Linked DNA regions of Mus musculus: region 1 is linked to region 2. Evidence: chromatin loops called from intact Hi-C (ENCODE). Cell type or tissue: heart. All regions are shown on one strand.

Region 1 (5,000 bases), 74 kb after region 2:
TCCTCCCACTCTTGCTCTCCCTACCCCCGTACAGGCAAATGTCAGTGAGAGGAAGCTATGGTTACATAGTTGAAATATCTATTATTTTTCCCTGGAGCTGAATGAGTTATTCTTTACTGAGGGGACCCTCAACTCTGGCGTGTTTCCTGAACAGTGCTGCTTTCATTCTGTGTCTGTGTGATGGCATGAAGTGGTGTCAGGGAAAGAAGAGTGACCCACGTAATGGAAATCAGGATCTGGGAGGGAGAGTTGGAGGCCTTTCCTGTAGGAGGGCTTTCTCCCAGCAGACCCGTCTTTCTCCTCTGAGCACTGAATGTGGGCTTTGTGTCCTCACTGACGTCATCAGCCCAATTGTATTGATAAGCTTTTCAAAGCACAGCCTATGGAGGAATTTTCAGCCCCTCCATAGAATATTCCTGAGCATACAGGCATTATTGTTCTGACGCTGTACTCTTTAAGAAGAGAGGATTTCGTTTTCTTCTCCTGGAGCCCTAGGTCAAAAGCACCAACAGCTTCTGTTGGGAACTTGTGGCATTTCCAGTGATTTCGATACAGAAATAGCACAAGTCATTCTTGTCATAACTGCCAATGCCATGCTCTCATGAGTGAATGGGGACCATGGCCTCAATCTCTGCAGCTGGCACTTGAGCAGGGCTACAGCCAGACTCCTGATGATGACTGTGGGAATGAGCAGGCCATGTTCTCAGGAGCCCATGACCAAGTCTCCTTGACTGTGTGGGTTCCAGGCCTCATTTTGTGTCTGCCAAGGTGGCCTTACTTGAGAGGAAGCAACAGCAGTGACAAGGTATGGATGTGAGTCACAGGTAACAGAGGGCCTTTGGTCTTCTGCTGTCTTCCACCTTCTGTAGCCAAGAGTGGACTTCTGATTGGTACTTCAGGATAAAGGCCGAGGCAGGCTTTCTGTCCTTCCCAACACTTATTGTGGCAAGGAAGTGCTTCTTGGAGCTCACTGGCAGGCAGACTTTATTGAGGGACCAGTGCTGGGACCTAGCACTGCCCTCTGCTCTCATGTAGAACAGTTGAGCCCAGGCCCACTGTGGACTTGAAGAGGGGTCTCAGTGAACTGTCACATGGGTCTTATTTGCTCTGTGGTGCTCGTGCTCTGGGAGTGATGCCTCTCTTCTTCAATCCTCCAGTGTAGGTACCCTCTGGAGAGCTGTAGTCCACACAGAGCCCAGAACAAACCCTGTCCTTGGCTGCTTCTTCAGCTGTTGGGCTCCTAGAAGTTAGGAAGTGGAGACTGGAAGCATGGGCACTGCCTGAGGGAAGAGTGGGCAGCAGTCTTAGGTGACACTCACTCACTTTTCAGTCCAGCTCACAAGTTTAGGGTACCTTAAAGTACCCAAGGTTACAGCTTCTTTTAAAGCTTTAAAAAGAATGCCTTAGGCATGAAAACATTAGTAAACTGAGCATACGGAATGAAGATGCAGCAGAACTCAACACAGGTAATAGCTCTGCCTCCCCCTGTCATCAGCTTTAGTTTGTTAAGATAAAGCTCTGTTCAGTGCATGGCAAGTACCTTCAGAGTGCCCCCCTGCTGTTCTTTATCAAAGTGTGCCCCATCAGTCACACATGTTGGCTCTTGTTCAGAGACCCCAATGACCCTTTTACTTTCCTTGGTAGGGGACTGGCCAGCTTGACCTGGAGGTCAGGAGCTATAGTGCTGGATTTGCAATGGGAAGTCTCAGTGCTGTACAGTTGGCTTCTGACTGAAAAGAGTTTCAGTTGTTACAACACTCACTTTAGTATCCTTTGGACCAAGCGTGATTGTGGTTTTCTTGTAACAGGCTCTAAGAAACAGGGAAGTGCTACTATGGAAACTGTTCCAGCTGGCTATATCTCTGCCCTATAACTGAGGAGGAGCAGCTGAGCAGCTTAGTCTTTCCACCGCTGGAGCTATACTGCCGGATTTGCAATGGGAAGTCCATCCCACCCCCCAGCTGCCCTCTGTACATCCTGCCCTGCCAGTCCCTAAGCATTCAGTACCCCCAGCTGTGCCTGTAGAGGCCAGAGGAAGGCATCGGATTTGGATTTCTTGAAGCTAGAAGTTATTGGCAGTTGTGAGCTGTTTACCGTGGGTGCTGTGAACTGAACTCTAGTCCTTAAGCAGCAAGTGCACTTAAACTCTGAGCCATTTCTCTAGCTCCAGTATCTATAAGTTTAATTTTTTTTCAAATCATATTTTTAATGATGGTTCTTAAATGCTTTAACCTCCCTTGTAACCCACCACTCACCATAGAAAGTGGAAAAGAAAAGATAAGGGGTAGGGAAGTGGACCTCTTTAAAAAGGTTCTTTGGAGCAACTCCTGTCTGTGTTGTCTGGAAATTGGCAGTTCGGTTCACAGGTTAGCAGGCAGTGGCAGCTCAATCCACTCTCACTTCAGATACACCAGTAATCCAGTTCGGTAGGTAGCAACACTGGTAACAGGACCTAGCAGACACAGCCAGGCCTTAGCCTGGGCTCGAGTCAGCAGAAGTGACTAGATGGAACAGCAGGAGAAGTTCTTGGCTGTGCCTCTCTCAGAGAAGGGAAGACACGAGACCCGCAAGCATTGCACAGCCGTACTAGCAAGCCCAGCCTGTCTCCATCACTCCATCGAGTACTAATTATACCCTCCAAACATCACATGTCTACCTTGTGCCTTGCTTCAGCATGTGCGTCTGTCTCAGCTGATATTACTCTGCCAATCAGCCTGAGTCCCTGGAAGTGGCAAGAAACTGCAGTACACCACCAGAAGATTTTTTTTTACTGTGATTCTCTCTATGGAGTCCTGACAAATGCAGCTCAACTATGCAATGTAAGATGGACCAATACATGCATGTTGTTAAAAAAGAATCCTTCGTCATGTGTGCTTTTGAGTACTTGCTTTAGCAGAACATCCTCTCCAGTATCTGCTTCAGTGAAATGTTCTTTCATGAGTCTGCCTTAGTCTTTCACCTGTGTCCACTTCAGGAAAACACTCCTTCATGTGTTTGCCCAGCAAAACACCATCCAGAACAACTGACTCTCCGTGAACCCTTAAGTTTCCACTTCAACTATCCCTGTGACCAGTATATGGGTTCACTGGCAGGGATGATTGGCCTGTCGTGTTCTTGAAGTTAACTCAGATGATCCTTTTAAAGGTTGTATACTTGATGTTGAAAGAGCTGCTAGGCATTCCTAATGGTATCCTCCTGTGAAAATTAGAGATGGGCAGATGGCATGCTCTTGTGGCCAGCATCTTTGATACAGCCTTGTTAATATGTAGATCATAAGTCATGTCAGCAAAATTATAGGAGTCACACCTGCCTCCTCTCCCAGGGTGAGGTAACACACAGAAAAAGACAGCTTGCAAGCTGTGAGGCCGTGCCATGGTTTCATTAATTCTTCATGAGTTTTTATTTAAGCCAAATTATCACTGTTTAACTAGACACTTAAGAATTTAAAGTTGTGTGATTGATTATAGGCTAATTATCACCCCTAATCAACTCATATTCTAAAATAAAGTGGCCACAGACTAAGCCCACCAGGGACCCTATGTGTCTCTACCTGAGAAAGGTGATGTAACTTACCCCAGGAAATCAAGGCACATTAAATAGCTTGAGACATTTAACCAAGAGAGTGGCAAGTTTAAGGATCGTATATGTGAGCTCAAAATAGGGGGACAGTTAAAACCCCAGCATGTAGCAGCAGCTGTTACCTACTGTGCCCCCTGAGGACTGAGGAAGGAGCTTACCCTGAGGTTCCTTCAGGAAGTCTTCCCCTTTCTAAACGGAGATGGCTCACTTTAATTCCTTACCCTGAAAACATGGAAATAATGTCGTTCTACAAAACTGGCCTGATAACTTTTTCATCTTGTTTCATTTTGTAATAAGAGGTTAAAAAGGCAAGGCAAGGAGAGTAATCCAGTCCTTATCCCTGTGTGTGAGAGAGCCCCTGCCCAGGGAGCAAGCAAAGCTCAAATAAAAGGCTTCTAATGAACCTTGCTTGAGCCAAGGTGTGGAAAGTAGAAACATCCCTTGCCTCACTGATGAGGAGGGCAGAAGCCTTGCTGATCCTACTATGTGTGGTAGGAGAGATTAGCTCATGGGCCACAGTGGGCTTCTGTTGGACATGAAGATCCAATTGCCTTTTTGGTTGCTTGGTGGCCCTATGGCTGGGCAGGCTGTTAGACCAAGGCCTACTTATTCCTTGGGCTCTGTCTGCTCCTACCCTTTGACAGTTTAGCTCTGGCAGATTCAGTGGAGACCAAAGGGCTAGGTCAGAAGTCAGTGTGCTGTCAGAACCTGTTGATGGGTACCAAGAGGATCTGTGTGGTGGCTCACACCTCCCTTCTGAGTCCTATGGACTCTCTGCAGGAGAGCTGTATCTTGAGGCCGAACACCAGGGTTCTGGTGTTAGAGTTCTCCCCAGCTTTACTCTATGGACAAAGCAGAGTCCTGGGGCCAGAGCTCTAGTCATTTGGTAACCTAGGCCAGCTTTGGGACTTGCTGGGTGGGAGTGGCAACGGGAATGCCAGGGACCACAAGCACAAGGTACCTTTCTTATTCAAGTCTATGTGCTCAGTATTGTCAGTTAGTTTACCCAGGAAGAAGGTTTAGGGGATCTCTTGGTTCAAGACTACCCTGTATCCGTGAGTAGAAGACCCTAAAGGCTTAGCCAGAAGCAGGGATACAGGATAGCCACATTTAGGTCTCTGATCAAAGTCAGGTTCCTAAGTTGCTGACCATCAGCACCTTATGGCCAGGGTCTGGTTCAGGCATATACCACCAGTGTTGTCCTTGAACTTCCTTCTAAACTTGAGTTCCTTCCAGTAGGCAACGTTCTTGCCTCCTTCCCTTGGATTCAGTGCTTATGTATAGGCAGATGAAGCACAGCAACCAGAGCAGTGTGGAGGGGCTTTCTGGAGGGAGGACATACAGGGCTCTTGCCCTAACCCAGTGAATGTCTGCATAGCCACCTGTTTCCAGGTGCTGTATAGTGAGCAGCCCTGCACTTT
Region 2 (5,000 bases):
AAGCAATAAGGAGTGCTCTATTCTCTGTCCTGAATGGTGTGGAAGTGAGGTTTGCCGAGTGAGGTTTGCTGCTGTGGCATCCATCAGCGCTCACACAGATCTGCAGACTACCAACAAGAATACGAACTGCCAAGGTGGTGATGGCGTCTATAGGAAAGTACCAGGCCCACCTGCTTGACCTGGGCCTTGTGGTTGAACTGTAGGGGCCTCAGCGTGTGTACTTGACTGAGCTGTGTGTGTCGCTAAGGAGGTCTTAGGTTCCAAAGGGTTTTGTATGTTCTTCTGAATATGGTTTTGTTAACTTTAGAATATCACCAGATAAAGTCCTATTCTTCTTGAAAAGTAAGTGTCTGTGTTTTGTGGTTGCTAATCTCTTGTCACATGGACCATTTTCCTTTAGAATTTTAGTGGCACTGGAGTGACAGCTTGATTGAAGGCTTCTAACCCCAGGACTCTGGCAAAGTGGCCTTGCCATCTGTGTAGTTTGCTGTTGGTCCCAGGTCCCTGGAAAACAGCATGTCTTTTGAAGAATAACAAGACCTAAACACTGTGTTTTGCCGGCTGAGTTTGCAGGATGGTCTTGGGTGTGCTGAATTCTACCTATTGTCCTTATGGGTATTCAGGGTTAAATAGGACCCACACTGTTCATCTGCTGCCTCAGATTAATAATTCAAGTATCACTGTACCACCAAGCTGGTGTCATTTCATACCTGTGACATGCTCCTTGTAGTCAGGGCTTATTTTATGTGGTCCTTCAAGTAGGGAATAAAAGTTATCAGCAACAAGTTTTGCTCCTGTGTGACACACACGCACACGCACACAGAAGCAGCATTGTAGCTGAGGGCTTGTTTGAGTTTTCTGTCTTCATTTTATACATAAGGCTAAACTACTGGTTGGGGTCCACTGATGTAGATGTAGATAGGACGCTGGAAATGCAGCCACAGTTCATTTCTAGAGTACCTGCTGGTCTTTCAAGTTTATAGGTAGGACCTGATACGGGACCTAGAAGCTAGTCTTTGGGACAGGGCTGGGAGAGATAAGTGGACAAGATGATGCCTTGACTGCCACTCAGTGACTGTGCCTACACAGAACAGGCTGAGGCTGGGGGAAGACAAAATAGTGCTGTGCTCTTTACTAGCAGTCTTGCAGCAAGGGCTTGCTTGGAGCAGAGCCATGTCTGCACACTGTCACCAAGTTACTTGATTTCTTCTACTTTGTAGCTGGAAAGAGGGAAATACCTGCTGAGAACCGTGGGACACTGGGAATGCTACCTCCTGAATTCTCCTCCTTTGTGGGAGAAGCTGCTCCTGTCCATACCTGCTTCTGCCTAAGCCATGGTGGGTGAGGAAGAATGGCGGCTCTCTTTAACCAGCTCTGCTCTTCTTTCCTAGCTTGGCAGACCTTATGATTGGCCTAGGAAGATTACTTAGCCACTTTGATTTGAGAAGCCAGATGAGGTTGCTGCTAATTTTGCTTTGCTTTTGACTTTGAAGTGAACTTGTTCAAACTTCCATGGAAGCCTCTGCTGCTTCCTTTGGCTGACACTGGTCTAGGTTTTGACCACTGCATGTCTATCACACACTCTCTTTGGGCAAACTCTTGTCCAAGCAGAATTCAGGTTTTGGGTTCCAGCCTCAGGATCCAATAGGAATGAAGGGAAGCTGGAGTTCGGGGTGTTTACTGGCTGATTTGGCAGTGGTGATTTTTGGCTAGGGTGTCACTCTTGACTCCTCAGTGAAAGACTGAGAGGCCTAGGAAAGGCTGGTGCCCTCAGGCTTAGACACACCCTCCTTGATGTTAGTAGTTTTGTAAGGCTTCTAATGGATGTCCAGTAAACACATCCAGGAGCATGGTGGCAGCTGAAGATGCCTTTCTTGCTTTGCGTCACAAAGAAATAAGTCAGTACTTGGGAGGTTGAAGCAGGAGCATCACTGTGAATTCAGGGCCAGCTCAGATTAAAAAAACAAACAAACAAAAACAAACAAACAAACAAACAAAGAAGCATCAGGAATAGGGCAGCCTTGTGAAAGCCTGATGTAATCCAGCCTGTGTTCTTATCCCAGGCTCGCAGCTCCCTGTGGCAGGCAGGTAATGGTATGGGTTAGGTGTTGCACCCTACTCCAGTCCACTCTTGGAGGAGGAACAGTCCCTGTGGTAAGAAATATTTTCATCCTTTGATGGTGGCAGCTGTCACGTGAGACAATTGCCATATCAAGACTTGGGCTGAGGGGAGTTTCCCCTTTCCCAGAGGGGCCTGCAGCAGGTATTTGGAACAGGGAGGCTGACCTCTATGAAGTGACTGCTACCTGTTTCAAAGGCACTGTAGAAAGGCCTTAGTTCCCATCAGCAGACCTGGAAGGCAGGCTTTGAGGGCTGGGTGTTCTTAGCTGGAGCCGAGAAGAGGATCAGGGGTGTATCTTCTCAGATGGGATGGGTCAAAGAGGACTGAGCTTTTCTCTCCAAGGAGGGCTTGTGTGGACCCCTTGTAGGACTCTGCCATGAGGTAGCATGGGCACAAGTGCACATGGTGAGAAAAACGGACTTCTACACTAGTGAGATGGCTCAGGGGGGTAAAGGTACCTGCCACCAAGCCTGACTTGCCTGAGTTTAGTCTTCTGGGCCCACATAGTGGAAGGAGACAACTAACTCTAGGAAGTTGTCCTCTGTTCTCTACATGTGTGCTGTGACACATAGTTAGACACATGCATGCATGCATACACATTTAGGGAAAACAAAGTGCTTCCTATAGGCCTGCAATAAGTCTTTTAGAGAGAAGGGAAAGGAAGAAAGGAGCAAGCTGGGGAAATTGGTCCCTTTATTCTTATGCTCGTGGGGAGGTGGGAGTTGGAGGTGCATCCTTTCTGTGGTGGCTGTTTCCACTTCTGTTTCATGGTCCACAGGAAGACTCTACTCAGCTTCACTCCATTTGGGGAACAGAGTCAAGCACAGCTGGGAATATTTTTCTTACTCACAGAAGGAAGTACAGGGCCTGAGATATAAAGACAACTTTATAAAAGCAGAAGCCTTCTGGTCCTCCAGCCTGGGACTTTGTGGAATTTGAATGTGATTGTAGTTCTACTATCCATGAGGAAACCGCTAGCAGAGTGTTGCTGAGCTTTTCAAGGGAGGCTAATGTGACTGTAGAACTGAGTTCAGTTCATTTAGCCATCTGTGGCTAGTGGCTGCCCACAGAGCTGCTGTGGGGCAGCCAGGGCTAGAGTTGGCAGGTTCTTCATGTGCTTATTTGAGTGTAAGGACTTCATCCATTTGAAATTCCCAAATAGGGTGAAAACAATGATCCTGGGTCAACTGCAGTCATCATGGGTTCTGGGACCCTTCTTAGAGCCATATGAATGACAGCCCAAGCACCGCGTGTGCTTACTGTTCTGAGATCACTGAAACAATATAGAGCAGATAGAAATGTCTGGGTGGGCTTCAGCGGAGGCTGCACAGCAGACACTTATCACTTGTCTCACCTGCTTCTTCCTCATCTGCTGGATCCCCAGCTGTTTCTGCAGGCTGTCAGCCTGTGTCTCAGTGCTTGGACTAGGATGGTGTACCCTCTCATTTCTCATGGCAGACCAGGACAGGAAACTTCATGGCAGACCAGGACAGGAAACTGGCCCTGAAGTGAGTAACCTGGCTAGGCTTGGTGTGGTGTCTGGAAGTCAGCAGAGTCGGCAGAAGATGGGACCCACCCAAATGGCCTTTTCTACCAAGTCATGCCTCTTTGTGTGGGTGCTGTTGAGACTTGCTTGGCCCCTAAGTAGCTCTCAGCTACTGACATATTAACCATTACTATAAACTAGCATGTGTCACCTGTGCACCTGTAGTACCTGTTTCCTCCTTGTGCTGTTACACGTTTACATGCTGAGTGTGTGGTCACAAGAGGTGTCAGATCATTGGAGTATTCTGTTGAGTGTGAGGTAAACATCATTGACTTCATACTATTTGTATTAAGCATCCCAAAGTGTCCCTGTACTGAGGTGCTTTTGCTTGGCACTTGTCTTTCTGCAGCAGCTTTTCATGAGGAAAAGCCTAATAAATGAAAGGCCTGTAATACAGGGAGGCCCTTTACTTTAGTGTATGTTGACCTAGGGGAAAGCTCATGGTGTCGGGTACCATCCCATTCCTGAGTCTGAGGATCTGAAGCAAGAGGCCTGGTAGAAGAAGAGGACACTCCGGGTGTCCATTCTAAAGGAAAGTGCTGCACACTGTAAAGTGCAGCCAGGCTCTGAGTGATGCTTGTCATTAAAGTTTTTATCAGTGTCAGTGCCATTCTAGTGTCGGCCACAGGGCACCTGCAAAAGCTCTATACTGTGAGCCCAGATGCAGGAGCTTTTTTACCTGTGGCACATGTTCTGTCTGGAGCCTGAAGAAAGGTTGCTGAGGTGATGACCTCTGAGGGGTTGCAAAGACTTTGTAAGGAAATCCCCATAGTACACTTAGTCTTTGTCAAGTGATGGTGGTACTTGTGACAACTAGGATTGCTGGGACTCTAGAAGGTTACAGGGTAAGTAAAACTTGTCCCAAGTCTTCCTGGAGATGCAAAGGTTCCAGTGTGTAGCGGGGTTGGTCTCTGCCTGTGTTTTAGCCCCTGTGATGCCCAGAGGTCTGACCTCCTCGGATAAGCCGTGGCTTGTCAAAGGGGTCTGGCCCAGTCAGATGTGAAGCCTAGATTCAATCTGTCTCTTCTCTGGAGAGACCCAAATGTTTCTGTCTTGTTCCTGAACGTTTCATGAGTAGGCTTGCTTGGGGGATGGGGTGGGGTAACTCTGTCTCAGTCCCTAACATCTCTGTTGTGTGAAACACATTTTTTCCATCATGATTGCAACAGGGAAAAGAATACACCAGTGACTGATTTCAGGTAGGATGCTACCTTGAACTTAGTGTCCATGTCCCACAGCATGGCCTTGTGTGCCTGAGACCTTGGTGGTGTGTGCCTCTGTGGCAGTGTGATCTGACGGGACTGAGGGCTTGCAGCATGGCCTCGCCTTGAT

The links. Hi-C counts contacts between places; a loop is a spot of excess contacts. Peaks named below come from ENCODE experiments on the same cell type or tissue, not always from the same donor. Only the 100,000 strongest peaks of a DNase experiment are listed, where the experiment ranks them.
Region 1: a loop joins it to region 2, with 1.8 times the contacts of the local background. A loop is called at or near these places in 2 of 42 quality-filtered maps.

The regions. Positions count from the first base shown.
Region 1 is chr1:92,031,279-92,036,278 of GRCm38, reverse strand. All of the region lies in intron 3 of Hdac4 (histone deacetylase 4), which reads left to right. Among named protein-coding and RNA genes, the nearest start is that of Hdac4, 150 kb to the left of the region's middle. In heart, no CTCF peak of the experiment used is centred here; DNase peaks (open chromatin) are centred at 1,908 and 2,618; H3K27ac peaks cover 312 bases.
Region 2 is chr1:92,104,887-92,109,886 of GRCm38, reverse strand. All of the region lies in intron 2 of Hdac4 (histone deacetylase 4), which reads left to right. Among named protein-coding and RNA genes, the nearest start is that of Hdac4, 73 kb to the left of the region's middle. In heart, no CTCF peak of the experiment used is centred here; no DNase peak of the experiment used is centred here.